2 separate regions of the Homo sapiens genome follow, and region 1 is linked to region 2. Evidence: chromatin loops called from intact Hi-C (ENCODE). Cell type or tissue: B cell. All regions are shown on one strand. Each heading gives the region's core, and the rest is flanking DNA. Links, peaks and the distances in the headings are about the cores only. Region 1 has its middle 8.6 kb from the start of OR6J1. Region 2 overlaps TRD-AS1 (TRD antisense RNA 1).

Region 1 (16,298 bases), core at 6,059-11,058, 270 kb after region 2:
CCTCTAGGGTTACTGCAGGATAGTCAAATCCTGTTGAGGGGTAGCTGGTGCATGAGAAAACTCTGGACTTGAAGCCAAGAGTCTGGGTTCAAGTCCCACCTGTGCCTTTTACCATTCTTGAGACTGGAAAAATTGCCTCCATTTTCATACTATCTGCAAATGAATCCTCATGTGACAAACAGCGGTAATGCTCTTTTCCTCCTCTTCCTCATGAGGTTGAGAAGCACAAAACGGAAAATAAGATAACTCATATGATAATCGATCATTGCCAAGGATCGTGAAGAACAAATGTATGATAATTCATATGATGTGTGAAATCATAAAACACCATATTGCTTTATTTTCTAGAACCCCTCCTATTCTGCAATACTGGAAAAGAACAAACCTTATCTTCCTTGTCCCTACTGAGATATTGATCATCCCACCCTAGAGGGAAGAATACTGTCCCTTCTGGCTCTGGAATACATCTCATCAGGCCCATGCTTCTGCCTTAATCAACTATTCTCCCCTTGGACAGCATATCTGGTTGGCTACAAAGTGTGAAGACAAAGGGAAGATGCTTCTCTACATGGGAATTTCGGTTGCCCAGGATTCCTGGAAATGAAGAAACTACTTCCTGTCCTCCACCATCTGCACTCTACAGAGGAGTCAGTAAGCTGGAAGGGATTCAGCGGGAGGACTCAGAAATACTCACATTTGCCTAAATAAGGTAGAGGGGGCTGGCCCCCAGCATATCCTGCCCACACAGCTGCCCCAGGCTTCCGTGCTGGGCGCTGAGGCTTGCGTTGCTGCAAACAGACTCTGCACTGTCAGGGCTGAAGGGGGCATACTCTAGAAGGGTCCCATGTTTGGACCCCACTTGGGAGGGTTGGGGTGGGATTGGCTCAGGTGAGAGCATGCACTTTCTGAGAAACCTCCAAACATGGGGCACTCCTCAGGGGCACATTACGAAGCTGTCCCTGAACACCAAGCCTGAGTCTGATGCCCCTGAGGCCCACTTAGGAAAGGATGCAAACCTAAACATCTACACTAACAAGAACTGGGAACAGAACACTAGCCAAGATCAACACCCCCAGGCCTATCTCAGAGAGCCTCACAGCATACAGTCCTCCATCCACCCCCTCTCCAGCCCCACTGTGACAGTTCCATCCATCCCTACCACTCCATTTACCCAGGACCCTCCTCTTCAACATCCTAATACACTGTGATCAATATGCCAAAGCTTCAGTAACCTTGCACTATGTGAAACAAAAGGTCCCACACTGCATAGCCTGGCACTCAAGACCCCCTAATCCCAGTCTCCCTTGAATTACCGCCCAGACTCAGCTCCTGTCTTACACATCACCTTGCGCATCTTTTACTTCGGTTGAGCCACTCTATTCACTGTGCCCCACGCTGGCCCTCACTTTCTTACTGCACACTCGGGCCCCAAGTGTCCTACCATTGGGACCATCTTCTCCACCGCCTAGTCTCTAGGCCCTACTCTTGTCCCTTTTCCTAGCCTAAGCTAGGTTCTCCCTCTTTAGATATCCTTTTCTTGCACTTGGAATCAGGAATCCACAGTGTAGAACTGGAGTGTTTTTAACCTTTTTTAATTTAAATATAACACATGTACAGAAAAGTATACAAATCATAAGCTCAATGAATTATCAATAAAGTGAACACATTCATGTAACCACCACCCTGGTGAAGAAACAGAATGGTACTAGCACCCCAGAAATCCTTCTCAAGCTCCCTCCCCACATCCCAGCTGTAACCATTATCTTGATTTCTAACACCATGGATTAGTTTTGCCTGTTTTGGAAATTCATATAAATGAAATCATCTAATAGGTCTTGTTTTGTGTCTGACATCTTTTTCTCAACCTTATAGTTTTGAAATTCAATCATGTTGTGGTGTGTGACTCATTTTTATTGCCATATATTTCATCATTTCATTTGTGGTTATTTAGCCTCTGGGCAGATTTTTAAGTTCCTTGGGAACAGGGATTTTTTTCATAAAATTATTTTTGAATCCCCATAATGCCTAACTGGAAAAGCAAAAGTTGCTCAGTATATATGAATTTTAGTCCAAAAAGCTTCTAATTTCAATCTCACATCATATACCCCCATGAACAGGCAATAGTATCTAACAATTTCAGCAATTTCTTTTTCTCACATCTCATACCCAATTCATTAGCAAATCCCACTGGCTCTACCTTTATATATATGTCAAATCCAACCACTTATCACCATCCCCATTACCCTAGTTCAAGTCACAAACATTGTAGAAGAATAGATAATGAAGTAAAAAGAGTGTTGCAAAATAGTATAAATGACATCATCCTTTTTTTTTTTTTTTTTGAGACAGAGTTTAATTCTTGTTGCCCAGGCTGGAGTGCAATGGCATGATCACGGCTCACCGCAGGCTCTGCCACCTGGGTTCAAGTGATTCTTCTGCCTCAGCCTCCCGAGTAGTGGAATTACGGGCATGTGCCACCATGCCTGACTAATTTTGTATTTTTAGTAGAGACAGGGTTCTCCATCTCTGGAGAACTGGTCTCGAACTCCCAACCTCAGATAATGCACCCACCTTGGCCTCCCAAAGTGCTGGGATTACAGGTGTGAGCCACCGCGCCCAGCCTCTCTTTTTTTTGAGACCAAGTGTCGTTCTGTCACCCAGGCTGGAGTGCAGTGGTGCCATCTCAGCTCACTGCAACCTCTGCCTCCCAGGGTCAAGTGATTCTCATGCATCAGACTCTTGAGTTGCTGGGAGCACAGGCATGCACCACCATGCCCAGCTAACTTTTGTATTTTTAGTAGAGAGGAGGTTTAGCCATTTGGCCAGGCTGGTCTCAAACTCCTGACCTCAAGTGATCCACCCGCCTCTGCCTCCCAAAGTGCTGGGATTACAGGTGTGAGCCACCATACCCAGCTGATTCCATTTTTTAAAGACATATATTAATGCATAGATAAAAGAATATAAGTATATTAACTAAAATATTAATTGTGGTTATTTCTGCATGCCGGGATCTATTCTTTCTTTTTTTTTTTTTTTTTTTTTTTTTTGAGACAGAGTCTTGCTCTTTCGCCCAGGCTGGAGTGCAGTGGCGCGATCTCGGCTCACTGCAAGCTCCGCCTCCCGGGTTCACGCCATTCTTCTGCCTCAGCCTCCCGAGTAGCTGGGACTACAGGCGCCCGCCACCACCCCCAGCTAATTTTTTGTATTTTTAGTAGAGACGGGGTTTCACCGTGTTAGCCAGGATGGTCTTGATCTCCTGACCTCGTGATCTGCCCACCTCAGCCTCCCAAAGTGCTGGGATTATAGGCGTGAGCCACCGCGCCTGGCCTATTCTTTCTTATTTTTATATTATTGTGGTAGATAGGTCAATCATTGTGTTCCCCACCCAGAGCCCTAACTGCAGTGTTCCTACATATGAGTTGGCCACCCATCCGATTGGGTCACAGGTAGGCAAACAACCCAGGAGAAACTAAGCCAAAGGTGGGGATAAATGCAGCAGATTTCCTCAAGAAATTGAACCAAGAGGCACAGAAACTATGATAGACACCTGTTGTTTTAAACATTCTTTCTTATTTTCTTCTATTAACCACTACCTCATTCCCTTTTGGGAAGCAGCTCCTTCTCCATTACACAAACCATGTGATTCTAATGGGACTATATAATATCACAATATAAAGCCAAAGTTCATGAAAGGGAACACGATCTATTATAATATCCATCACCCAACCACAGTGACTGATCCAAAGAGTGACCATCCAACCCAAGGCAGGCCAGGAATCCCTCCTTTAGAATCCATATGTTGGAGCAGAGTTAGGAAAAGCTCTCTCCTCTGGGCTCAAAAGCTGTGATGATGTAACCCTGAGCTGCCAGTAGATCTACACCCAGCCTCACCCTTCCACTGTTGCACGGAGAGAGCCTTTCTGCTGTCTGGATTCATGAGGACAACACACCAATGGAAATGCAGCTAAGAGACAGAGATAGAATTTGGACACTGTTGTGTATGACTGGATCAGTCATGCCTGAGGCCTGCCAACAATATCCTTTCTGATTGTACAAGCCAAAAAATCCTCCGTTTTTCTTAAGTTCATTTGAATTATGGTCTTCTGCAGTCATAAGAGCTCTAACAAACACAGAGACTAATTAGTAAGACGCTGGTGGGTACTTTTCTGAAAAGTTGTGTAGAGTTGGGGCTGGAGTAGGTGCCATAGCAAACCAAAGTGATTCCTAAGCTGAAGTCATAGGGGAGCAAATAAACCATCAGTGATAGTAGAGACCTTGTTTCAAAGAGAAGTGTAACAGTAGCTTAGACTCAGAGACAAGTAATGACTGAGGGAACACGGGCCCACCGGAAAGGATGGTGGCAGCCTGAGCTGCTGACTTTCTTGTTCCAATCCCTGTGTGCCTTGTTCCTACTCTTGGATGCCCATGAGAGACTGCCTGATGTATTCTTTCTACAATCTTACACATACACACACACACTCACATACACACAAGACTTTAGTCAACTAGCTTGAGTAAGCCTCTGTTTTTTAAATTCAAAGTATCAATGAGTAAGAAAATAGTGTTCATACATCACATTTCTAATCAGAAAGTTATTTTTAAGATCCAAACAAACTTTTGCTCTACAGAAATTTATTTAACATAAATGACATTTATAAATTTATAGATTAAGGCAAAAATTCACTTTAAAGGTCAATGACCTTTGGACAATTTCTGTACAAGGACAATACTTCCAGAAAGTTTAAGGCTGTCAACCTTATTCTGCTTTAACTCCAGCCACTCTCATGTCTGCCTTCCCTTACTTGAGCATGGTAATGGGTCTGGCAACTGGCTAATTATAATAGGCGACAAGGATGAATATGTTTTAGGCCCAACCAACAATTTTATGATGTACTAGCAACTCTCATGAGGATGTCATTCATAAGTTGGTTTTTTTTTAAGTACTAGTTCCACTATATAATTGATGTTTTATATTAGCCATCTCCCCCTCCCCACAATTGTATATGATCATAGGAATAGAATTTTGAAGATGGAAGGACCCTAGTTCTATAACCTCCTCATGTCACAGAAGGGTGTTAAGTCTAACACAGGTCAAATGAATCACCCAAGGTAACAAAACTTTGAAGGCAAAAACTCCAGCTTTCTTGACCAGAGCAGTATAGAGAAGAAAATCAATGAAAGCTAGTGGTACAGGCACAGGATTCATGGAAGATGTGAGATTAAAATCAAGACTTAGCCTTTCAATACAGGGCAATGAGTACCACCAGACTATGAGTAGAAAGAGCCAGGTACTGGCTCAGGCTATGCCTTATCCATTTATATGACTCCCTGAAGGTAGAAACTAGGTTTTATTCTTCGTGGTATTCCCTACGCCCAATATCATAACAAAGACATGAGAGAAACTCAATAAAAAAGTGAATAAGGAGTGGGTGAGTAAGTAAGCAAATAGATAGGAAACCTAATACTCTGGAGAAGTCTATGTAGAAAAGGAAAAAAAGGGCCGGGTGCTGTGGTTCATGCCTGTTATCCCAGCTACTGAGGAGACTGTGCCCGGAGGATCCCTTGAGCCCAGGAGTTTGAGACCAGCCTGGGCAACATAGTGAGCCCTCATCTCAGAAAATGGGAATAGAGCCTCGGTGAAAGCCTTCAGTTAAAAGGCAGGAGAAGGAGTCACCACTGGGAACAAGAGAAAGAGTAGTGAGAAAGCAAACCAACAGAAAGCCAGTGGTACAGGATTAGCAAGCAGGGGAGGAGAAATCCAAGACGTAGGTATGTCAGCAGTGCCAGAAACTAGGAAAAGGTTATGAAACATGAGAGCGAAGGAAAAGTCATTGGATAAAAAATTTTTAAGGCTAAGTGTCTATTGCTAAGCAAGACTAGCAGCATATTTTGGCTAGGCAAGAACTGGGGTTCCAGTGTGGCTGAGAAGAGCAGAAAACATCCATCCCCAGCCTCGCACCACTGGCATGCTTCCTGAACCCACCCCTCAGAATATCTGCTTACATTAGTGCCTCTATTTCCACAGCAAATAGAGATAAGAAGAGTCCCTTTATATCTATTTGCATATACCAAATTATGTTAAAAATCAGGATTCTCCCAGGGGTAAAAACGGACTGGAAAAAAAAAAAAAGGACTGGAACGTTGATCCTCATTTAGATTCAAGAACATAAAAATAGGTCTGATGTATGCAAGTGCCCGTAGTCTGAGGTTAGGTTACAGAAAAGGATTATGGAGCCTCTAAGAAGGAACTCACCACAAGGGAAGAAGGACTCTGAACTGGTGAGCTGTGTTCAGGCACAGCTCCTTAAGTACACTGTATGTCTGCGATCCTGGCAGTGTAGAGAATCAGTGAGCATGTGGGCATGTGATACTGGTGGACCTCTTCCATGAATGCCTCTAATACTTTGAGACACAGTTCATTTCACTCTAAGGTCCCATACCTGTCAGAACTCACAGCATAGTTAACAGCAGGCCTGTGGTTTCTAGAAGAGGCAATGGCAACAGTGGCCCCTGGCTCCTTCAGTGGTGGTGGCAGAGACCCATGAGGTGACCAAAACCAGCTGTTGTGGTGACTCAGCCCACAACACCCATCAAGCACCCTCCTGGAACACGGTAGACCAAAGATGCTCAATAAAAGCAGCACAGCTGAATGACTGAATTCAGAGAGGCATTTAGGAGCAATTGGTATCAAAGTCACTGCAAATATTGAGTAGCAATGCAAGAACCTTCCAAGTGTCATTCCTCATCTCTTCCCTGTGAGAAAAGAAAAATAGCTGAAAGCAGCCTGAGCTCTGTGAGGCATGCAAAATTTATCAGGTCCAGGGACACATGAGTGTGGGACCTCAGTCACGCCCACTGTCCCCCACCATCCCCATGACCAGGGGCAAGTGTTTAAAGGTGTTTTGGTCTTGACTAGCTGCCTTGCCTATTATCTTCATGTTCCTGGCATTTGTGATACAAAGCACAATGCATAGCTAATTAATAGCTTATGTTATTTTGATGCAACTTCTTGGCAAACAACTTAGGAACTGCCTCTTTAAAAACTCACATGTAACTGCTGCTAACTAATCTCAGCACATAGTCAGGGCAACCTGAATCTATGCACCCAAATTGTAGTCCTCAAATCTGGCCCAAGTAAACTCCCTACTTTTATTAATTTTGTCTCAGTTTTTGTCCTTTAGGTCGACACCTGTGTCCTGGATCTCAGTTCACTAGATTAGGTCAGGACCAGTGGGTTAGGAGAGTGAAGGTTTCACATTCCATCAGCCCTGGCACTAAATGTCAAGAAGAATAGTGCCGGGCTGGGCGCAGTGGCTCATGCCTGTAATCCCAGCACTTTGGGAGGCCAAGGAGGGTGGATCACTTGAGGTCAGAAGTTCAAGACCAGCCTGGCCAACAAGGTGAAACTCCGTCTCTACTAAAAACACAAAAATTAGCCAGGCATGGTGGTGGGTGCCTGTAATCCCAGCTACTCAGGAGGCTGATGCAGGAGAATCGCTTGAACCCGGGAGGCGGAGGTTGCAGTGAGCCAAGATCGTGCCATTGTTCTCCAGCCTGGGCAACAACAGCGAAACGTCATCTCAAAAAAAAAAAAATTGAAAAATTGAAAAGAAAAAGAAAAATAGTGCCAGGGATGCAAGTACTGCCAGCCTCAAAGCACCTCGAGGCACTGATGCCGCTGGCATTTGCACACCTCAGCCTGGACTCTGCAGCGGCTGACAGGCACGTCTGCATCTTATCACTTAATAAACATTCATTGACACCTCCTATATCTTAGGCACTTTTGGTACATGCTGGAACACATTAGAGAACAAATCCAGTCCTTCCCCTCCAGGCATTTTTAGTCTAGAGCAGAAGCTTCAGAGTGTTCTAGCTTCAGAATTGTTCTTCAATTATACAAAAAAGGCCAGGCACGGTGGCTCATGCCTGTAATGGGAGGCCGAGGCGGGTGGATCACCTGAGGTCGGGAGTTTGAGACCAGCCTGACCGACATGGAGAAACCGCGTGTCTACTAAAAATACAAAATTAGCCCAGCTTGGTGGCACACGCCTGTAATCCCGGCTACTCGGGAGGCTGAGGCAGGAGAATCGCTTGAACCAGGGAGGTGGAGGTTGCAGTGAGCTGAGGTCGCACCATTGCACTCCAGCCTGGGCAAGAAGAGCAAAACTCCATCAAAATAAATAAGTAAATGAATAAATAAAATTATACAAAAAATTGTGTGTTTATGTAGATTGAGAGGGAGATGAGAACAGTCAAATTCTCAAATGGCTTTTTGACCCAGAAAAGGTTAAGAGCCTCCTAGTTGGGACCATCCATATCCCTCATTTCTAAATTCTTAGCAACTACCCCAGCACTTACTGACAGCACCTCTTGGGCATCTCTAACCTTTTGCAGTGTTCACAGTGCCTTCCTCACCAGCTCGTGGCAGACTCCTGGTGGAAGAGGAGGGAAGCACACCTCATTGTTGACATTGCCTCCTAGTTCCCGGGGAGCTCCATTCCAGGAAGGAATTTAACCAGGGAGTGGCTGTCCCTCTCTTTTGGATAACTTTGGGCTTATCCAGCGGACAAACCACTGCCTATTCCCTGACAGGCAGACTGACTCGGGGACATTTTTTCCCTGCCAAAGTACTGCTTGCTTCCCAAGACTTCTCCAGACTAAACATCCATTGACTGAGATGAAATATTACACTTTTCTTTTCCAAAGGGTCAAAGGGATTTCAGCAAGGTTCAGACTAAGGAAAAGAGGGCTGATTTGTGAATACACTGGGAAGAGCATTTTGGTCTAATGGTCTTATTTCTCATCCAAATTAATAACATGTCACTCTTGAGAACATTTTTGTTAATGACGCCTCAAAACACAACCCACCCAGCCCCAGACTGTGAGCCTTCAAAGACAAAGACAGGTCCCCGGCCTTCCCTTGGATGGCCCTACCGTTCTCTTCCCAGATGTTTTACGAGCCTGCTAATTTTTGTAAGATGTAATAAAATATATTTAAGGGAGAAAAAATGTACTAGACTGTTTTAATGAGCTTGAGCATCTATATTTTTGAAAATGTAATGTCAAGAAGCCAGGGAAAGTTGTTTTTTAAATTACCAGGAATTTTCTGATTCCACTTTTGGAGGAGACTTTGTTTGTTTATTTGTTTGTTTGTTTTTGAAAAACACTTCAATGGCTTTATGGCAGTAAAGCCAAAATCATATTCTCAGTAGCTTAAGACCGTGCTGAGCTACACAGCTCACCTTCATGACGCTGAGATGGCCTGCACTGTGGGAAGAGATCCCTCTCTACAGGTTAGGATGTGTCTTGAGAGGTGAGTCTGGGGCCACCATGGGGTTTTCCCTTCTCACTGGGCCTCCTGATCAGGGTCCAGCACCTGGCAGGGGAGTCATAGCAAATGGACCAGTGACAGACATGAGCAAAGACACTCCACGACAGAAGATAAGTCTCATGATAATGTGGCAGCAGAAAGAGAGATGAGCAGTGGGAGAGAAAAAACAAAATACCCTATCCAGATGAATGGCTGGTGGACTTTAAGAACAATAATCTCCTATATCTCATTGGATTTTTTCCCTCTTTCCTACACAATCCCCTCCTGTTATTCCAAAGCTTTCAATGAAACAGGGGTTACAATGGGCCTGACATACTCGGCAGATAATGTCATGGCATTGGTAAGAGTGTAGTAGTCAGGATGATCAGAGGTCACTCTCATTGCCATCTTGGTTTTGGTGGGTCCGCACTTGGTATGAGGAGGGGCGGGGAAAACAGGAGCAGTTGGAGAAACTCATCACAAGGTAGCCAGAAGTGACCAGCAGATCCCCAGAAGCAGCAGGGATCTGCAGGAAATGTAAGCCTTCGCTGATGGTTACATGTGAGGGGAACCAGAAAACTGCTAAAGTTGCAGTGGCTGATCACGACAAGGGCTTAGACTAGTAATTGTAAGCACTAAAGGAAAGGGTGGCTTTTGTAGACCAAAGAAATCAGACTTTGGAGTTAGTTTCTTAAATTGTATCAAAACAATTCATGGCCAAATGTTGTGAATGTTATGAACAGTAAGATGCAAAGGAGTTTAGAAGAAGGAGGGAGACTTAAAGGAGTTCTTCCCCATGATGGCTGGGAAGGCTTCACAAAAGAAGAATTCGAACTAGATCTTGAAAAGGGGGATCTTAGAAAGGGGGAGGAGGAGAAGAGGACTCCTTGTAGGAGAAATGGAAAGAGCTAAAGCATGAAGATGCCCAAGTGGAAGGTGTGCTTTAAGCAGGGAATGGCCCTGTCTGACTGAAGTCAAATCTATATTCTTGAGCATCCATCCTTCATACTTCATTTTGTCAGAGGCGTTTGAACCAGAGACACTCCACCTTGAGTAAGGGCTGGATAAAATAAGGCTGAGATCTGCTGGGCTGCATTCCCAGGAGGTTAAGGCCTTCTTAGTCACAGGATGAGAGGAGGTCAGCACAAGATACCAGTCATAAAGACCTTGCTGATAAAATAGGTTGCAGTAAAGACGCTGGTCAAAACCCACCAAAACCAAGATGGCAATGAGAGTGACCTCTGATCATCCTCACTCTGATCATCCTCACTACTACACTCCTACCAGTGCCATGACGGTTTACAAATGAGATGGCAACGTCAGGAAGTTACCCTAAGTGACCTAAAATGGGGAGGCATGAGATCCTCCTCTTGTTTAGCATATAATCAAGAAATAACCATAAAAATGGGCAACCAGCAGCCCTTCGCTCTGTCTATGGAGTAGCCATTCTTTTATTCCTTTACTTTCCTAATAAACTTGCCTTCACTTTATAGACTTACCCTGAATTCTTTCTTGCGTGAGATCCAAAAACCCTCTCTTTAGGGTCTGGATCTGGACTCCTTTCTGGTAACAAACTCACTTTAGGACCCATTTTTTTTTTTTTTTGAGACAGAGTCTCTTTCAGCCACCCAAGCTGGAGTGCATTGGTGCAATCTCCGCTCACTGCAATCACTGTCTCCCATGTTCAAGCGATTCTCCCGTCTCAGTCTCCCAAGTAGCTGGGATTACAGGCACCTGCATCATGCCTGGCTAATTTTTGTATTTTTAGTAGAGACGTGGTTTTACCATGTTGGCCAGGCTTGTCTTGAACTCCTGACCTCAGGTAATCCACTGGCCTCGGCCTCCCAAAGTGCTAGGATTATAAGCATGAGCCACCACACCCGGCCTGTTCTTTTTCTTTTTCTTTCTTTCTTTTTTTTTTTGAGACAGAGTCTCGCTCTTGTCACTCAGGCTAGAGTGCAGTGGCGGGATCTCAGCTCACTGCAAACTCTGCCTCCCAGGTTCAAACCATTCTCCTGTCTCAGCCTCCTGAGTAGCTGGGATTACAGGCACCTGCGACCACGCCCGGCTAATTTTTGCATTTTTAATAAAGACCAGTGGCCATGTTGGCCAAGCTGGTCTTAAACTCCTGACATCAGGTGACCCACCCACCTTGGCCTCCCAATGTGCTGGGATTACAGACGTGAGCCACCACGCCAGGCATTTAGGGCCCATTCTTGAGGCCCAGGGATGGAAACATATTAAGCTAGTCTTCACAGAACAATCAAAGTTGTTGACAACATCTTAAGTTAGCCAGTGCTAGCACTCAGAGAGAGGCCAGCCATCCCAGAAGGACAGGAAGTGGCCTAGAATTCACCCTTGGTTTTCTCATGCCTCCCTTCTTAGAAGGCTCTCCTGTTTAGAATGCCCCAACCCCCTGCAAAGTGCTGCAAAAAGTGCCCATGTCTTTATCAGCCCTACCCCACAGGCTACTTGATTTGTGACAGACTCCACTGGGCAAGAGGCATGTTGCCTTTTTAAACTGATCAAAAAACATTCATTCAGCACCTACTTTATGTCAAGCACTCTTCTGGGCACAAGGGCACAGCAATAAATAGGTCAAAGTCTCTGCCCTCAAGGAGTTTTCTTTCTAGTAGGGAAGACAAATACAAATATGTAAATAAAACATCAGGTAGTGCTATGAACAAAAGTAGAGCAAGGTAAGGGAAGAGAGAATAACAAGGAGGGGGGTCTTTTTAACAGAAGACAGGAAAAGTTCATCTATGGAGGTGACACTGAGCAAAGGCCACAGGGCTGGGGCCCCAGGCTCTGAGATGGGCGCTAGTGATGTGCTTGAAGAACAAGAAGGCCTCTATGGCTGGATCAAGCTCAATGAGCATGGGGGATAAAGAGGTGGAGGGGCAGAGGAGGAATTACCCTGCAGCTCCTGGCCCAGCATGGCCACACGGTGCACACGGCTCCTGCCCATAGCCATAACCCCAGTGGCCCCAGCCCTTGCCTGCCATATTTTCCTCAGGCCTTCAACAAGACTCATTAAACTTTATCTAAAGTTACTGTGTTCTGCAGCTGGGGGAAAAGGGCAAACTTCCACTCCTTAAGTTAGAGCAATCAACAGCCAAGGGATTTGGAAGTGGCTGGGGCCTTGTTATCTTAAGGTTGTAATGAGCCTCGTGAGAATACCCACAACTTCGCTCCAGAGAGGGGGAGCTTCCCTCAGCAGATCCATACTCGGGATTCCAAGTTTCAAAATTCCGTAGAAACTGGGAAGCAATCCAAATACACCAGGCCTGCACTAGATGCACAGAGTCACAAAGTCTCCCCAGAATGGCTTGTACCAAGGCTTTGTCGGGGATGTTGCTCTAATAATCCAGCAGGCTCCCTGGGGCTGCCTGTGGCTGCGCTTGATGAATCTCATTATCCACAGTTACACTTTTACCTCAAGAGGAAAGGACATGGGATGATTCACTAGCTGCTACCTCACCAACACAACCCAAAAGCAAGGGTCAGAGTCCTCTCATCTAAGAATTTAATATTTTCTGGGGCTAGAGAAGCAGGAAGCTCCTGGGAGCCTGGAAACCCCCTCCAGCTGGGTGACCAGGAAAATCCAAGAGTAAGTAACTGCTTCTCAGCCCTGAGGTAAGTTGGGGCCTGTTTAAGGTAGCTGAGCTATTGGAAAATAAGGAGCGTGTGGGGCATATCAAAGAGGATACAATATAATCATGCTAATAAATAATAATACCTTGGAATGGTGGCTCACACTTGTAATCTCAGCTACTTAGGAGGCTGAAGCAGGCAGATCACCTGAGCACAGGAGTTTGAGGCCAGCCTGGGCAACAAAGAAAGACTCCATCTCTAAAAATAAAAACAAAAACCAAAAAGAAAAATAATAATAGTCAACACTTACTGAACACTTACTGTGTACCATTCCAAGCATTTTACATGTTATTTCAACCTCCAAGCAAACTCTAGGAGCTAGGTGGTGCTATTGTAATACCCAGTCCACCAAGAAGGAAGCTGAGGCACAGAGACATTAAGGTACTTGCTTCCAAACTTACACAACTAATTAATGGGAGAGTCAGGATTTAGATTAAGGTCAGAATCCAGAAGTGGTATCCATAGGTGCTGTGCGTGTGGCACTCTGGAAACTATCCCATTGCCTAAATATCCTGGATATAGTCAGCAACAACTAATCTTTTGCACAAATTATTTTTCAATGGAAATGTGCCTGCCCCATGTCTTGAAGACTGCATCTCTTGGAAAAGCCCATGCTTTTATTTATTTATTTATTTATTTTGAGATAGAGTTTCACTCTTGTTGCCCACGCTGGAGGTCAATGACACAATCTCGGCTCACCGCAACCTTTACCTCCCGGGTTCAAGAGATTCTCCTGCCTCAGTCTCCCGAGTAGCTGGGATTACAGTCATGCACCACCACGGCTAATTTTTTGTATTTTTAGTAGAGACGGGGTTTCTCCATGTTGGTCAGGCTGGTCTCAAACTCCCGACCTCAGGTGATCCGCCCGCCTCAGCCTCCAAAAGTGCTGGGATTACAGGCGTGAGCCACCACGCCCAGCCAAGCCCATGCTTTTATAAGTGCCAGATTGGTGCGAACTCTGTTCCCAGAAGAATAAAGAGCTGGGCTCTGTAAACTCCAGAGTCCCTCCCTGCCTTGTGCTCAGAGTCCGATGGAATGGCTCTGGGTGAGATGCAAGGCAAAGACTAATTCACAGAGAGAACCTGTGGAGGCCAACAGGTCCACTGCAAACAGAACTTAATCTACATCCCCACATGGTACTGTCTGTTGTTTTCAGGGCAGCTGGACACTGTCCAGCTAACTCTATAGGGTCTTGTGAGTTGCAGCTGCCCTGGGTCTATCTGAGGAACCATTCTGCTGCCTCCTCTCTCCAATCAAAGGAATAGCCACCCTCCATAGGTGGCCTCCACCATCCTAGACAGAGAGCACCTATGGAGCTCTTAAGCACAATCAAGGACAAGAAGATGCATGGTCTCCTACGGAAGGACATTCCTTATTACATCTAAGCTAAGTATTTCCTGCCACCTCCAACCCCTCCAGCATCTCTGCTCTCCCTAAGGAAAAACAACAGAGGGCAATGACTGTTTGCTTATAACCCAATCAGTCATGGCAGACCCTCTGCCTTCTCTTAACATTTTTGTAACATTTTTTCTTCTTTTTTTAATAGTTAAATGGATCATTTATCCTACAGTGACAAACTGTAACCAAAACAAATTGTGAGGCTCTAGACTCCTGACAGCACCAAAAAATCAAATTGCATTTTTGTAGCATTTCTTGATGTCCTTTGTAATTATAGAAATCTAATTTTTTCCAGCTTTTAATTGCAAAATATTCAGATGTACAGAAAATCTTTAAAAATAGTACAAGGAACAACGAAGACCCATCACCTAATTTCATTTTAAAACTTTAAGTAAGCTAAGGATGGGGCACAGTGGCTCACACCTGTAGTCCCGGCATTTTGGGAGGCTGAAGCAGGAGGATCTCTCAAGCCTAGGAGTTCGAGACCAGCTTGGACAATATAATGAGACCTTGTCTCTACAAAAAAATACAAGAATTAGCTCATGCCTATAGTCCCAGCTACTAAGGAGGCTGAGGTGGGGGTAGGAGGATCTGCTTGAGCCAGGGAGATCAAGGTGCAGAGAGCCATGATCATGCCACTGCATTCCAGCCTGGGCAACAGAGACTCTGTCTCAAAAATAAATAAATAAAACTATTAGTAAGCTAAGGATAGGAGGAAATTTCAAACATTCATAAGAAGCCTAATTAATAATTATATTCAATGTTGAAATATTAAAATAATTCTAACTACAAAATCAGAAAAATATAAGCTCCATATTTTTTCATTTCATCTTGGTTAGAAACTGTAATTGAAGAGAAAAGCTATAAGCCTTAGTTAACAAACAACATTTGGCCTGTGCAGTGGCTCACATCTGTAATCCCAGCACTTTGGGAGGCCGAGGCGGGTGGATCACCTGAGATCAGGAGTTCGAGACCAGCCTAGCCAACATGGTGAAACCCCGTCTCTACTAAAAATACCAAAATTAGCCGGGCGTGGTGGCAGGTGTCTGTAATTCCCAGCTACACGGGAGGCTGAAGCAGGAGAATGGCTTGAACCCTGGAGGTGGAGGTTGCAGTGAGCTGACATTGGGCCACTGTGCTCCAGCCTGGATGACAAGAGCAAGACTCCATCTCAAAAAACAAAAACAAAAACAAAAAATAGATCCCATTATGTATGAGACTCAATATTAGTTTATTAGGTTGGGAAGTCCAAGATCAAGGTGCTAGCAGCGTTCGTGTCTGGTGAGGGCCCAGTCTCTGCTTCCAAGATGGCATCTTAAAAGGCTGTGTTCTCACATGGCGGAAGGGATGAAAGAGCAAAAAGGGACTAGCTAGTTCCCTCCAGCCCTTTTATAAGGTTGCTAATTCCATTCATGAGGGCTCTGTTCTCATTATTTAATCACCTCCTAAAGGCCTTACCTCTTAATACTGTAGCACTGGGGATTGAGTTTCAGCTTGAATTTTGGAGGGGACACAAATATTCAAACCATAGCACAGGGTTACAACTATCCTTGGGACTATTAAAAAATATTTTAATATTGTAGGAAAGCTCTTTGACCTTTTAGTTGGCTGATTTAGACAAATGCTCAATTCTTTAAGCACAGTATACAAAATAAAACATAGATTTAAATTTTTGAGTAACTGACATGTAAATGTTTTTGCTGACTGTCCTTATCTACCTAATAATATGAAATGATTGGTTTAGGACTTTCCTTTCTAAAAGCATCTATGTCAGTCCCCTTTCTTTCAAGGCATATTGTTTAATTTTTTTTCTTTTTTTTTTTTTTTTTTTTGAGATGGAGTCTTGCTCTTTGTCGCCCAGGCTGGAGTACAGTGACGCGATCTCGGCTCACTGCAACCTCCACCTCCCGGGTTCAAGTGATTCTCCTGCCTCAGC
Region 2 (16,298 bases), core at 5,498-10,497:
ATCTATCATTAAAAGGGTCTTCTGAGCAGATTTTATATAAGCAAAATGTTCATTAAATATTTTTCATACTTTCACGTAATTTGAAATAACATAACTATCCAACACTAGAGAAACAGTTAAGCAAATTGAGCAACATCTACCCAGTAGAATACTATGCCACCATTAAAAATTAGATTTTCAAGAGTTTTAAATTACATGGGGGAAAATAAAGTTAACAGAAAATTGAATGTACAAAACGGCCTCAACAATGTCAGAAAATATACTTAAGACCAAAGACTAAAAGGAAATATGCCAAAATGATGTAGTTATTGTCTCTGGGTAGTGAGATAATAGATTATTTCCTTCTTCCTCTTCTTTTTATAATTGTATGTAAACCACAATTTCTTCTTCAATGAAAACATATTTTTATAATGAGAAAAAATGATCTAATAACAGTATCTTTTAAATACAAGGTTATGTGCCCTGAAAACATTCCTAGTTTCCCTTAAAGTCATTTGTCTAACATAAGTGAATTTGTCTGAATCTCTCTAGAATACACATTCATATGCTCTACCCCAGGAGCAAGGAGTTCCTAAAATCTACTCCCTACTATGTAAAATAAAACTGCCTTTAATTTTTTCCTGAATTTGTTTCAGACTTCAAGTAGAGTTCTTTATTATTTCTGTTCAACAGCACAAACTACAAACATAATCTGTTTGGCAAACCATTTTTATTCAAAAGTATAATAATGCCTTGTTTTTCATCCTTCCAGAGGACCTAGTGGAAGAAAATGCCTAACATCAGGGAACAGTAGGAGCAGCCTAAATTGACCACAGAATTGTATTTGGCCACTGTCCTCAAAAAATTCAAGTGGATTCAGTAATCCTGAATACTTATGTACAACAAGCATTCCTACTATAATAGATCATGAGGATTAAAATGAGGTGAGTTCATTGGTGAGCATGACATGTAGCCATAGCAATTAATCTTAGGTTCCTTCTCCCTTAAAAATGGCTAATAAAACAGAAGAAATGCTGTATGAATAATTTCAGAATAACATGGAATAATTGTAGATATTTCTATAAGATTTGTACCAGATCCACTAGAACAAATCTACCAGTAGCTAAACACTGTAGAGTCTCTAAAAATGGACAAGGAGGAGATGTGACAAAGATACTCTTTAGGGGAATAAAGTCATCCTAAAAACTGAAGATATTTTCTGCTCTGCCAATCAAGGAATCACTGTTCTTTCCCCAGCAAGAAGGAGAGTGAAAAGAGGACCAAATTGGAGGCCCCAAATTTGCATTTTAATCATAACCTTTCATAGCTAATTATGAGATTTGAGCATTCTCTGGATCTCAGTTTGCCACCCATAAAATGATGGGTGGACTGAAAGATTTCTAAGTTTTCCAGTTCTGACATTGCATGGGTCTATAAGGAGCTCCATCTTGGTTGGCCCCTGAAGGCACCTGGAGACTTTGGTTTTAGGGAACCAAGGAGTCTCAGTGCTGAATGAGGATATAGTTCCCCGGTGTAGAATTTTAGAAACTATGCAAGCACTTGGATCTTTAAAAAAAAAATAGTTGGTCCCTGGGCTGTCTCTTACAACTTTAATATTTACACTATGACAAAGTGAAAGTGCTCATTCGTGTTCGAGCCAAAGTAATACCATTCTCTTTATTCATTCCAATGAGCTAATTTTACATGAGCAAGAAAGCACTGGAGAGGTACAGACCCATGGGATATTTGCCTAGCCTAAGTGAGTCTCAGATGGAAATAAATATGAAAAGCGTTAGCATGGGACCTGTGAGAAATTGATTCTTACATCTGGCCTCCAAAGGGTCAAGCCACAAATAAGTGACCTTTGACATGCCCCTTCTCTAGTTCAGCCTGGAGCTGCCCACATTTCCCAGTGGTGCCCAGTCAACTCATTCTCCTGATGCAGGATCATCAGAGAGAATCTGGAGTAATGGCAGCTGCGGGTAAGGGGCTGCCAAATAATAGTGGAACAAAGATCTCTTCCAAGTTTCTATTTCCTCCGAATAGCTCAAATACTTCAACAGTCCAGGTCCCCCTAAAGACTGCATTTTCTTAGCTGCATTCTCTCTAGTTGTGATGAGTGTCTCAAAAAGGAACACCTCTCCTCCTGAGTTTATGATAGTTTATGACCTGCCACTTCATTTCCAGCAGTGTGTCCCAGTTCCTCTTGCAATCCACAAAGGACACTTTTTCTTTCAGTAGCCTGGTGTGAGCTCTTGCCTCTCAGGATTAGCTGTGATCTTACTGCTGGGGTGGGAGCACACTTAGCCACAGGGCCCAAAAGAACTACTGTCACTGAAAAGAGCACTTTCCTGTATTTGAGGGCTCTTCCTCTCTTCTGGTACACCCGGGGAAAAACCTGGCAGAGTCCACCCACAGTCTTTGAGGATTAATTCTGTAAGAACTTCTTACACTGAAGGGAATCCTCCTCCAGGGGATGATTCTGCTCTGTGCTTCTGAGCTCTGATGGCAATCACATCAACATCGCCAGGGACTGTGGCAGAAGAGGAACATCACCCACTGGAAACCGGGGCAAGTTGCTCCTCTGTAGTTCCAGGAAATGGCCAGAGGCACAGCTCTGCTGTTCCAATTTGCAGTTTTCTCTAACATCAAAAATAAAATGTGATTTGCATTTGAAATTTTACAGAATTCCTCATTTTAGGTCAAGACTGGCCTTACCCATAGGTTAGTGACTTATGTGGTAGGATTTAACACACACACACACATACACACACAAATATTATCCATAAAAAGAATTATATTCCCACCAACCTGCTGTGGCATTCATCAGTGACCCTTTGAAGTTCAGCCATTGAAGGGGCAGGTTAAAATGCAAATTTGTTTCTTGGAGAGGTAGCACATAGAGCTATTATCAACTGTCAATGCTCCGGTATTGCTGGAATGTCAGACTAAGAAGTTTGGGTTAAAAATTAACATATCAGTAAGTGAAGACTGGCTTTATATATTACATATTTAATTTATAAAAATGGTGACATTAAAAGGTGGCACCAAAATGTAAATAGAATCAAGATCACTTTGGATAAATTAACGCATGACACAAGCCTTTGACATGTTATTAATGGAAATGAGTTTGGGGGATCTAATTTAGCCTTTGAGATTAGTGTCAACAAAGAAAGGTATCTCCTCTGGTGCCCATGGCAGAAGCAGAACATTAGTACAATTCACCATAGATCAGTTTCACTTTGTAATTCAGTGTAAGTGGTTTATATGATAGAGAGGGCAGGAAGATCTGGTTTTGACTCTGTCTCTACTACTTACAAGATGCGTGAAGCTGCTCAAGTCACTTAAGCAAGGTGAGCCTCAGGTTCTTCATCTACAAAAGTGGGATGTAGAAAAGAAGAGTAAATGTAAAATTCCTGTTCAGTAGTTGTCTATTAAAGAATCTCTCCTTCCTTCCTCTATTCACATCCATCAGGGAGAGGAGTAGGCTGATGGTGCCAGCTAAGGACCTCGGCACTCCTAGACCTATTCCTGAACCATTAATGGCTCTGAATTTGGGACAGGAATGTTACTCTCATGGTTAATTCCTTGCTCACTTGTCTGCTGGTGCTTGTTCACAATGTCAAAGATATGGCAACTTCATGGGAAGGCAGGTTTAACTTTTTGGTGTTTTTGCACTAGCCTGTATATCTGTCTACCTTTCATATGAGAACCACCTTGCTGATTCAGACTGGAAGCTTCAAGAGAGAAGTTTCTTTCCATTTAATGCACTGGGGATGGTGCTCAACAGAGAACCACACTCAAATCGGGGCTAAATAATATGGCAATATCATGGTTACAAAAGAAACACCTCCCTTTCTCACCAAATCACTGAATCCCTTATTCTATAAAAATGAAATTGAACTGCAAACATCACCACCATGACAAGAGGATTTAGGCACACTGATCAACTGATTAAATTCTATTTGTCATCCAGAGTGATCCTGGAGGCCTTCAGAGCCTGGAGGAAACCTCTCTGTGACTCTACTCACATCTTTACACACGGAAAATCCAATTAGGCTGAGTATCTACAGCAGCTTCCAGAAGTAAACTGATTGCAGAAGGGCAGCCTGCTGCCTGAGGACTGCAGGGGACGAGGAAGGGGTGGGCCACCTGGAAGGGACCTCTGCCTTCTCAGCACCTAGAGTTGGTTTCCAGATGATCACATAGTTTAACCCTTTTCTTTTATAGACAAGGAAATTGAGGCCCAGAAAGGTTAACAGTCTTGCCCAAGACCTAAGATTAGAAGGCAGAGTTGGGGTTGAGAATTGCTTATGTGAGACTCAGACCCAAAGCAGACGACCATATTTTCAAATTCAGTGAAAACTGGAAAACTCGTATGGGCCTACCCAGCCTGGAAAATCCCCATGTATTACCAATACATAGTAAACGAATCAAAGATTGAAAAGTTTACTTGAAAACCAATCAGAAGTCCTCTCCCACATGCAAAAATCCCACCCTAATAGAACACTCATCACCCGTCAGACTGTCTTAACACTTCTTCCTTTTTCTTTCTTTGCAAACCCCTTTGAGCCTGTGCCAGAAGTGACGGTGTCTGCCACCCTCTCTGCAGTCAGTCCTGACCAGTTCTCTGGGGTTTACACCTGTCCTCTGGCCACTCGTCTGCTGCACTTCCTGCATCTGCTTGTTTCACCTTGGCCCCAGCTTTACCTGAGGGGTGCTTGGCCTGTGCCTTGAGTTCCAGGGCCTATGTTTACTTCAAAAATATTAATGTCAATTCCTTCAACTTGTTCCAAAGACAACAGAGCCTCTCACAAGCAGGCAAGCCCTGCCACTTGTTACGTAGTTGAGGCTGACGAGCCTGCAGGTCCCAGCCAACTTTATCACCTCCCTCTTCTGAGGGGTGGAAGTCCCCAACATCTCAGGGTCCCCTGAGAGTATGGGGATTCCCACATCGGCAAGTACCTGCTTCAGAGAAGCCCATGAGAAACTGGCCCAGAGCAAGCGGGTCCACCCTCCCATTGTGGGAAAGTGAAGGGCAGAAGGAGTCTGGCTGGAGGTCACTCCTGCCACTGATCTTCCTCACTCGGGTCCAGCCTGTCAGAGGATAAAGCACAGTGGTGGGTGGGGGTATCTGGCTCTCCCCCACCCTCCTTCTCAGGGGTTCAGTAGTCCCTGGGAACAAGATTCAGCTCAGGAATTTCTGGGATGCTGGTCAGTTCTGGCCCTAAGGACACTGGGAGTGACAGCGGGCTGCTAAGGATGTGACAGTGACTGGGCTGTTCCCTTCACATGACTACCAGGGCAAGCCCTGGCCAAATCCCAGCACCTGCTGAAAGTTGAAGCTGACCACTGGAGTGATTAGATTCATGACATGTGGTGGAGGCCTGGGGAGTGGAGCTACTGGGAAAGGACACAGCTAAGGAATCTCCTCCCTCCCAGCATTGCTTGACCCTTTCACAAAGACAGTGGTAGGTAGAGGAAGAAGGAGAATTGGCCTACTCCTTCCTTTTCGCTGTATATGGTCATAGAAATTGTCAGAACTTTATATCTAGATTCAAGTTCTATCTCTAGCACAATTAGCTCTAAAACTTTGCGAACGTTACTTAACCTCCTAGGTCCTCTTTGTTCATAAAACGAGAACGTAATACATACCTTGGTTGGCTGTGAAAGTTATATGAGTCAGTGTTGTGGGGAAGTTGAAGGCATGCAGTAGATGCACAAGGAAAATTAAATTCCGTTCCCCAGTTCCTGGCTTGCAAGTTGGGGGTTAAACTCAGTTAAGCTCAGAGAAGACATGACATGACGGGGGATCAAGGGAGATGTGGGAAGCTCACGGGCTGTGGTTCCCACTGATCCACATTAGACTCCAAATGACAACACCCTCACAATCCCATGAAATTGAGCAGAATTTCTCTTCTTTCTTGTGATGTTTCCAGAAATGAAGAGAGAGGGAAGGAAGACACAGACTCTGATCTTTGGCTTCACTTTGGTTCCAAGACCTGGAGCTGATAGTGTATGGAGGGTTGCCTGTTTGTCCAGGCACTATGAATAAGACCAAGGTAATCCAGCCCAACTCTACGACACAGCTAAGCCAACAAGCAGCTGGATCTTGTGTCTCAGCACTCACAGAAATGTATAAATCATCTGATACCAACTGCTCCCCGGAAGCCTCTGTCTCCAGAATATAAATGTCCAACTACAGGACTGGCAAAGAAACCAAGCCCTGGGCAATGCCTACTATGGACCCTTATTTCTTGTGGTTTGCTAAGAAAAAAGTAGGCCCAAGGGAGAGGAGGGGGAAAACCAGGAGGGTCTAAAGTTCTTCTGACTGAAAGAAAAGACCACATCAGAGAGAAAGAAAGGAATCAGTTAAGTAATAAAAGGTTGTGAGTTGATTTATCATTCAACTAAACAAATTATCTTCCTACACAAACATTCTGAGGATTAAGTGAACAATATAATACTTTTCTGAGCTCTTTTTGATCAAATGCTTTGCTGTTAAAGGTTATATTCCTAGGGAGTTGATACTGAAGCTTCTTGTTCCTTGTCAGTAAACACAAGGAGAGGCCAACCCTCTGTAAATTTAAATTACATAAAACCTTTCCCCAAACTGTCTGGTCTCCTAACAGCCCCTTTTCACTGAACTCTGTGGTTATGGAATGTAAGTATCTTTATCACAGCAGCACAGACTTTTGAAAATTTGACATAATAGAATTTCTTCCTCACAAGGCATATCAAACACCATTGCAAACTAGTGGGATTTTTAATCAAGACTAAAGCAGAGGTCTTTTATTTGTTTGTTTGTGCTTAGATTATTTCCACATGACCAATAAAATGTTCTCTCTGACCATCATCCCTGCTGACTAGAAGTACCAGGAACCTTGTCTCACCCTCACCTCCAGAGGTAAGGGTATGAACGGACTGTGAAAAAACACAGCAGAACACTGGGGTCAGCAGAGAGAAAGCGAAAGAACCCCATGGGCAGATAATCTAAAAGCAGCAGAGAATCAACGGGAAACTAACACAAGTGCCTGAAGATGGAGACAGCAATTTTTAGTGATTTTGGCTTGTCTCTGTTCTATGAAGCTCCAACTCAGTGGCAACCTAGTGTGAAAATTTATGAAATACTTTTGGATTTATCTCTGTAATTCCAGGTCTGGCACAATATAGGTTTCTTGAATGAATAAATGGATGAACATGTCAATCAATGAATGAACAGTAATATTAAGGAGGGGAAGAAAACCATTACAGGTCAATGAATGGGTTCCTAGAAGATTCCCCTGTCTCCCATTGTCTTCCGACTCAGGGAGACAACAGCTGGAGCAGAGTGCCTAGACTTCGGGGGCTTAGGAGGCCACACATCTTAGAGAGCATTTCACCATCAACTGCAATTCCTTTGGCAGTTTGAATTATAATATTTACTTCCATGATACAGTCTTCAGCTGTTGTAACTGCTAGTGACCCTTCTCTGAATCCCTACTTCGTATGTTAGACATTTTTTATATGGAGAATTAATACAGCCTTGACTGCTATGCTTCTTTTTTACTTCCATCTCTAATAATAAGATCCTCAAGGGTCGAGACTGTCATACTCTTGTTTTTTGTGTTTACTTCACTGCATATCCTAGAGCTGAGTACATATGGAAGAATGAATCAATTAATGAAATTTATGAACACATGCTGAGGTTTAAAGAGAATATCAACTGCTTGGTTTGATGACAAAAAGCAACATCACTCTGTGTCTAGCACGTAGCCCAGAGGTGCGGGCCCCATCCTCTCGTGTGAGGAGCCCACGGTGATGCATAGGCACCTGCACCCCGTGCCTAAACCCTGCAGCTGGCACGGGCCCTGTCTGCTCTTCATTCACCGTTCTCACGAGTTGCAATAAGTTCAGCCCTCCATGTCACACTGTGTTTTCCATCCTGGGGAGTGTTTCACAGCTATCCCAAGCCCCACGCTGACGAATCACGGCCGAAAACACACTCTGATGCCAGCACAGACCACGGAGCAAATGTCAGACAAGATCAGCCTCGGAAAAGTGAGTCCTGAATTGCGATGGAAGTGGGCTTCCTCTCACAAGGACTTTGTGTGGAGATGCGCAGGTGGGCTGTTGGAAAAGACCCATGGAATTCCCTTCCTCTGGGTGCCTTTTCTGTCCCAACCTCTGGGGATTCCTCAAGAATCGGGGGGATTTCAGCACGGAGTGTGGGACTCTGTCTGCCCCAAGATCAGAGGATTCACCTTGCCTTTTGGAAAGAACTGCCCAGTGTATCAGGTTTTTATGAGTCAGTTTTAGAGTTGGGAATGCGGACAGATTTGTAAGAAAGTCCACAGAGCATATCTCTCCACAGCGGAGAAGGCTCTCGAGCCCCAGAAGGCAATATCACGGTGGCCTAGGTGGATGTCACGGGGTGAGAATCAACCCTCAGTTGCCACGAGGAATCTGAGGAGATCCAGGATTACGGTTTTTATGTAACTGTCTTACCTCTGTTTCACAAGGGCCAAAACTTCAGCCCCGTTATAAAATCAACAGATGCAGAAAAGAGACAAGTGGCCACTAGATGGCAGCAGATGGTAAGAAACGTGAGTTGCAGGCGGGCTGGGCAAGAGTTAGGCTGGAAGCCCCTCCATTTTGCTTTACATCTTTAATGAGATATGTGAAGAAAATTAGTCCCTTACATGCCAGACGCAGATGCCACAGCATATGGAGAGATGCCGCACAGCAATATTTCTCTGGTTATTAAACAGGAGGCACCTAACCAGTCATTCACTGCATCATCATGCAGAGTTATCCTTTAGGTCTCCGGATACTGTTGTTGACAAGGTAATAACAGAAGAAAGCAGTTGAGAAGACTGATGTCGGGACGTGGGCCTCTGGGCTCGTGGGACTTCACCATGCCAGGGGATGGGGCACATTGCCAGAAAATGAGGAGCAGCCCACTGGGGCCACTTTTCCGTGGCCAGGGGGACACTGTGGCTTCTGCTGCCGGGCTTAGTCCCAGCAGGCGTCTGCTGCTCTCTGGTCCCCCTGGCAGCCCTCGGGGGCTCATTTATTCAGAAGCCCCATTACCGCGAGACAATTCTGCGGTCTGACCTTTCACCACAAATCCCAAATGGGAAAGGGAGCTCTGGGAATTTTAAAGAGCAAACCACACTTGCTTCTCCAGCAAAATTGAAAAGATACAGCATAACTAGAGTGCATTCAGGTGCACATAGATAGGGAAACACGGTTTCCATGCTGCCCCAAACAAAAGGAGGGAGTCCAGTCCTGCCGACTGCAGGAAACAGCCTCACTCGGAAGACACACTTTTTCTTGGGAGAGTGTTCCCAGGTCCAGAGCAGGCAGGGATTGCGCCCACTTCCCCACTTCTCACACTTTTCTCCAACCCCACCACTCAGTCTGACTATTCCTTTATTTAATTCTTCCACACTCCCAAACCCAGGGGCTTCATAAGGCCTTCAGGGTAGCTGAGGAACAGAGAACAGATTATTCAGTCCAGGCAACTAGTCCTTGTCTCAGGCCCAACAAGAAACTGTTATCTTATTAACCTGAAAGCCCAGAACTCTCAGGACTTCTCAGAGTCACTCATGAAGCCCCTTAACAGTCCTGAAATGAAGATAAATAATACAGCCATTTTTCGTACAGAGAAACTGAGGTATAAAACTGAGATCAGCTGCAGCTCTCCTGGTCCCCATTGCTTTCCCACAGATTCAACCCTCTGAAGCATCCTCCAGTGAAAATGTAGTAGCAAGATTCACCCTACCAGGATTTCTCTCCCCCTCTTAGAAAATTACTTCCTGCGCTAGAAATCCTCACTTGTCTGTGTGACTTTAGACAACTTGCTTAACCTCTCTGTGCCTCACTTATCATCTGTAATTTGAGGGACTAGAACCAGATGATGACTAAGGCCCATTCCAGCTCACAGTCTTGTGGCTAATTTCCCAGTCCTCTGCCAGCCCTCAAAGAGAGTTGTATGGGACACTTTTTCCAGCAACAGCCAAACTCAACAGGAGCAAGCAGAATTTCCTTCTCCAATTGAGAAGCAATGGGGTGGTGGTTGGAGTCTTGTTGATGTCCTTTGTCCTCGGAGTGAGGCAAACAGTGAGGCTTCAGATGTTATTGGCACTAACAGCAGGGCCTGGAGGTGGCCACACTCTTGTGGAAGGACCATGCAGAGCTGTCCCTGTGGGCAGTGTAGGTGCATAGCCAAGACTGAGGGATGTTTTAATAACTACTTCTCAATAAGAAGTCCTATTTTATTCTGCACAGGGGTGTGGACCCAATCCAGGTCTCCCAGGAGGAATCTACTCTCACCCATAATAGGGGATTGGTTCAGCTCAGCTGCGCTCACAAAGGGCTATACAGCATGCAGCAGTACAGGCAGCTCCCCGCAGCTCCATGTGAAAATGACTCACAGCAGTTATGAACATCAAACCTCCTTTGATGTGTTCCCAGACATGAAGAACAGCCACGGGAGGAGGAGACGGACTCTGGTTGCTAGCTCTGTGGGGTGGCGCACAGAGGGCCTGGACACATCTGGTACCATCCTGAAGCTCCAGGAGAAATTCAGGCTGGGTAATTACCTAGGACTTCCTAGGATAACAGAGCTTCTTTCATCTATCTCTCTCCCTCCCTCTCACTGTCTTTCTGTCTCCAGCTACAAGGGAATTAGATTCTCCAAGGAATTACAACCTGTTTCTGTACCTTCACCTTTCCCGAGGAGATAACAATTCACATCCCTGAATAAAAGTTGTTTTATTGAGCACAAAATGAATGCACCCCCCTCGCTCAGCATCTGTGCCAATTGCCTTAAAGCTATAGACCTGGCCTCCATCAGCCAAGTGAAAGGATTTTCCTCTGTCATGGCCATTTCCAGACTCTCAGCCTTTTGAGTAGCCACATGGTACCTTGTCCTCCTAATAGGCTCTCAATGATGATTGAATACAAAGGCTCTAATTCTCTGTTGCATTGGCAGCTCCCAAGACTGGGTCGATCACAATCGTCCACAGCAGAAGACAGCGGTGCTGACGGTCAAATGAGCATCAGGGCACACAGCAGAAGGGGAGGGTCAGCCACTGTCCCTTCATGCCCATTTCAACAGAAAGCTTATTTATATGCAAGAGGTGTTCCCCTTCCAGACAGGGTTCAAGAGCACATTGGTCCCTGGAAACTTGAGCAAAGTCTTCACGGTTATAGAAGGGAGTGGCAAAGGACATGTAGGAGAGAATCAGTTCCACCCCATGCCTGCACATTTCATTTTCTGAAATGAAAAGCTCTCATACACTCACAGAGATCTGCACATACCCACACATGGAAATAGCATAAACAGCTACTCTTTACTGAGCAGTGACCACGTGTCAGGCACAATGCCTCGGGCTTCACATGCATCATCTCTAATCCTCATCGACGTTCTGGGTGTGGGAGTGAAGGCATCCCTGTTTTATGGATGAGGAACCTAAGGTCAGAAAGGCTAAGAAACTTTCTTAAGATTGAACAACTATGGTAGAAGAGCTACAATTCTAGATGGTTGGATTCCAAAGCATCATCTCTTAACCACTGTACTATGGGGCAATATGCTTATAAGCAAGTGCTTACTCTGTTGGAGGCACTGGGGTTATGAGATAGTGCAGGAAAGACATAGTTATTCACTTCGCAAAGCTTCATTTTTACCGCACACTCATGCACACAGTGCTACACACACACATGCAGAGTTACTATAACTGTGGTGTCTTCCAAGAGCCCTGTCACTAAGGTATCCTCAGTGTCGTACTCTCAGTCCTCCTGCACTTGAACCACAGTTTGAATTGTGCATAGGGTAAAGACTGAGGTCTTCTACAGAAAGGCCTAAGCTGCTTGAACTTTACAGACAATTATGTGAGCAATTCAACCTTTTATACATTATGCTGTAGTTACCCAGCTCCTGAACTAGTCATCAGGTATTTTATTTGTTTTTTAACGTGATCAGGAAGTTTCTCTGACTCATTTCTCTATCTTTGCAGAGGAACAAGGTAGGAGAGCAACAGGGGCAGGAACAGAGAGGATTTCAAGCTTGATGAAGGTTCAGTAAGTCAAGTCATAGGTCAACTAGAAGAAATAAAGCAGGGGAAGATTTGGGGTGGGGCTGAAGCTCCATTGTTTCCATGACACCATAAGATAAGTGGTGATCTAGGTGATCTAGGTGTGCAAAGGTGAAACAAAACGAAAGACGCAAACATTGTACTAGTTTCAGGTTTTGCCAAGAGCAGATTGGCTGCCAAGGCTACTTCAGCCTTGACTCATATAGATCCATGATCTGGGAGGCAAGACAGCGTCCTGCTGTGCTGGACATCTCAGTGACATTGACCCAACTGGGGGAACTCCCTGAGGTTAAGAAAACCTCCCTCCAAGGCTGAGTTAATGAACTACCTAGATGTAAGACAGGAGACTGAAAACATTTAAGTCCCAGGAAAAATGCAGACTTACCTTCTTATGACCTAGATCTCTTTGCAAATCTAATGAAAAAGGTTTGTTATGCACAAATGTTTCCCTCCAATTTTATTTCAGGAGATTTGTGCTCTTTCCTGGACTGCCCCTGAACCTGGAGGTAATAATTCTAGATCAAAGTCTCCCTAGAACCTTGAAAAGGGTGGACTGAGAAGACTGGATATACAGCTCTAGGCAACCAGTCCTCCACTGCCACCACCATGCTTTCTAATCTCCAGGGGAGCCTGGTCATCTTGCTGGACAATTGCTGTTTCTCCTGACAAAATCCAAGTTAGGAAACTGACAGGGTCTTTGTTTCTATTTCTCTCTATGCCTATCTCTCAAGGTGCCCTGTCATTAATGAATCTTAATCCTCACTTTTATTTCTCAACTCTGGCTCCCAATTTCTGTTTTCCCACCCCTCATCTGGGGGAGCCACCCGGAACCCCCTCATTAATCCACAGACAGCCATCTCAGGACTTCATGCTAAGAATTCATTGTTTCCCACTTTCCTGCATTTGAACACTGGAGGGCAATGCTGGACCAGCCAAAGCACTCTAGGTGCTCCGCTCCATCTTTGTCTCAACCTTGCCTGTCATTTCAGGAAGCAGCCTCTGGTTGGAAGCCAAAACCAAGGACCAGTGGAGCGCCCATAGGCTAGCAGAACAGCTAGGTCTATTACAGCATCTCCCCCACACGGGATCATAGGAATAAAAGGTAGCTCACGGAAAAGCACATCTGGTTTCATGGGTGACACAATCCCCTGGGAAAGAAACTGAGCGGGGTGCTTGCCTAACTGTGTCATTAACCAGAAACAATCTGTGTCTCTGACTAGGGGATGCAGATTCCTACCTGTCTTCACTCACTCAGATGTAAGCCCCTGGAGGGTAATGTCTTAGTAAGGTCTGCATTCCTGTAGCAAGCACAGTGTTTGGCAACAAATACTTGCTGGATGAATAAATGGATGAATGCGTGTATGGATACATATGTATAAAATGGAACTGGCCATTTTCAGATTTGTTGTTGTTTTCTAGCTCTTATGACACCCAAAGTTTAAATCATTAATCAGTTGCTGAGCATTCTTAGTCTTAAAGACAACTAAGGATGGTCAGGTGGTTAATTAAATCAGTGGTTGTCATTGTACAAATGTTATTTCAAACACCACTTCAAGAGTTTCAGGTCTCTTATTTTTAGGAAGTCCTTCATTGTGTCATCCATGTGTCCTCAGACCTCACCAGCCTGTGGATTACAAAATACAGACACTATTTCATTAATATTCAATTTACAAGAACCTGCGGGCTCATCATGTGGAATATTGAGTATCCGTGATGTCCCCAAGTGATTTGTGGGCATTTCATGTGCCACAGTGGGTCCCCACGGGGCTTGACAGTTCCATGGAGCCAGAGCTCTTCTTCAGGCCATCTTTCATCATCTTGTGAGACTTTTCTCCAGGCTGCTCTCCCCTCTACCTTCACCACAATGGATCCCATGTCAGGTGGACATGGTCTACTCTCTTAATCATTCAAAGCACTGCTAAATGTTTGAGGAAGAAAGAAGAGCACATTTTGAGACCCAAAACCCAACTTGAGACTCTTTCTACCTCCAGGCAGGCTTACGCATAGCAAAGACCAGCTCAAGGCGCCCGGTAGAAGTCTGCAGGCATCTCCATATCTCCAAGTGCAGAGAGCAGAGGAGATTTTTTCTTCTCAGTCCAAGACTAGTTCTTTTCCTGCCCTGGGATGATTGACAGTGAGAAAAAACATTTCCTCCAGGGAAGCGCTCTACCTGCCCCTCCACCTTCTCAGACGGGGCCCGACCTTCATGACCCCGACAAAGCAAACCTGGTGCTCAACTGTCTTATTAGATCTTCTAACACTATGTGTGTGACATCAACAGCCCTAACTAAATTCACACTTGGGAAAAATATGCCCCTCATTCTAACTAAACAGACACCATTTAATTTTCCTAACAGAACACTTACTATTTTGATGCACGACACCTGTTTTCAGTTTTATGATAACTTCATAATCTCCAATACAATGAGTGAGTGTTTATTTGAAATGAGAATAACCTCATTCTCAACTAGTTTTCTCAACAGAAGAAGAGTGCTCAAAGTTCATCTAGGGTCTTTACCTACAGAAATTCAATGCTGTCAGCAATCTTCAAGGAGCAGCTCTGCCAAAGGAAAAAGAAAGAAAGAAAAAAGGAAATCCTGCTTTTATAAGTTATCCCTATTATTAAAATTTCTAACAAATCTCTCCCTACAGTTCAAACCTAGGTCCCCAGAGTATATGGGCCTCATCCTTCTCATAAAAATGCTGTTAAAAAAAAAAGGTGTCCTTTGACACCTTTCCTGAGTGCAAACAGAGATTGAAAAAAATCATTCTAAAATAACATTTTTCTGTCACTGCCCAATGGGAGGTGAGTTGATCATAGGTGAAGCATGTCCTATTAGTATGTCTTGCTCAGGATGCCTTTGGTGTGAGTAAGGGATGGGTTTCTAGGGCAAAATCTCTGTTCTATACCCGCAAAAAACAATGTACAGAAATTTCCCTAAGAGAGGAGATTGGCAGTCAATACATAAGACTCCATAGGCAGGAAGTGTCCAGGGTCAGCTCCCTGCATTCAAATACAGACCTGCATCAGGGCTGTGATTTCCAGGTCCAAGGCTCGGTGAGTGGATAATACCTAAGGCCTGATGCCAGGCCTGATGTCCAGGTTTAACACTGATGGCAGGCCACAGACCCTCCTGTCTTGGGATTCCAAAAAGCCCAGAATCTTTCCCAGTTCCTACTGACACTAACTTTTGCCCGGGCAAGAAGTGTCTGAGATTGCTTCCCTTGAGACCATAGTCCTTTCTTATAATTCCAAAACTAAGCAGCCCTGTTTATGCTGCTGTGGCAGAGCATGGAATCTTGGTTAGTCCTTCCAAACTGCACCCATTGGGTTATCCCTGGGGAAATGATCACATTACGCTACTTTGTTGAACACTGAGGACTCCAATAAGGACTGTGAATCCCAACTATTTCTGGTGTGGGAGCCAGGGCTTTCAGGTCATTCACCAGAAATTATCCAACCAGAAAACTTTCTTTCAAGTTCTGTTCAAAGTCCAGCAGTTTGCCTACAGGATTCAGATGAGACTTCTAAGAATCATCTGTGTCTTGGATAGAGCACCCTGGCAGCCTCTTGAAAATCAATTCCCTAAGAAACCTATCTTTTAGAAATGGACCTTCACAAAGCCAGTGAGAGAATGGGAGGAGTATGTGGTTTCCAATGGGAGACATATATAGACTTTTATGTCATGAATTTCTGAAGTCAGACCGTGACAAATGTTGGTCAGAGTACAATGCACAGTTGCCCAAAGGAGGGGAAATTAGCTTGGTTCAGGAGGACTAGGAAATCCTCCCCATGGAAGTTTTAGTTAAAGTGACTTAAAGGATGAATGATTTTGACAAATGAGGGATTGGAGAAGGACATGGCGGGCAGAGGGAGTACAGCTTGAGCAATGTCCAGGAGGGATATAGAACTGTGCTTGGGGAACAGTGATCACTTGGTGAGAGTTGAGTCTGCCTGAGTTGGGGCAGTGGAGTGGTGGGAGTGGTGGGCTGTGGCTTGACTGAGAAAGCTTTTGTGAATCACATTAAGGGACTAGATTCTGTTATATGGGAAATGGGCAGAAATCACAGGCATATAAGAGGAAATGTGCTTCAAAGAGTGCTTGGAAAGATTACTATGGGTGGGAAGACTGGTTCCAAGACCGGAAACAATGAGATCAGATGTAAAGTTAATATGAAACTGAGGTAGACATTGAGAAGGATCAGAAGGACTTGGAAAGAGAAAACAGATTTAAGAAA

The links. Hi-C counts contacts between places; a loop is a spot of excess contacts. Peaks named below come from ENCODE experiments on the same cell type or tissue, not always from the same donor. Only the 100,000 strongest peaks of a DNase experiment are listed, where the experiment ranks them.
Region 1: a loop joins it to region 2, with 20 times the contacts of the local background. A loop is called at or near these places in 52 of 110 quality-filtered maps.

Annotation. Positions count from the first base shown.
Region 1 is chr14:22,644,788-22,661,085 of GRCh38, forward strand. No RefSeq gene overlaps it. Among named protein-coding and RNA genes, the nearest start is that of OR6J1, 8.6 kb to the left of the region's middle. RefSeq lists an enhancer at 6,397-6,616. In B cell, for the core only: a CTCF peak has its summit at 8,438; a DNase peak (open chromatin) is centred at 8,424; H3K27me3 peaks cover 304 bases.
Region 2 is chr14:22,379,054-22,395,351 of GRCh38, forward strand. It overlaps TRD-AS1 (TRD antisense RNA 1), which reads right to left. Exons shown (of 5, transcript NR_148361.1): 3 at 3,298-3,352; 4 at 2,791-2,927; 5 at 352-2,621. It also overlaps TRA. Among named protein-coding and RNA genes, the nearest start is that of TRD-AS1, 96 kb to the right of the region's middle. RefSeq lists enhancers at 4,601-5,310, 8,619-8,848, 8,957-9,457. In B cell, for the core only: CTCF peaks have their summits at 8,518 (motif pointing right) and 8,718; DNase peaks (open chromatin) are centred at 6,408, 6,768, 7,788 and 8,548; H3K27ac peaks cover 2,223 bases.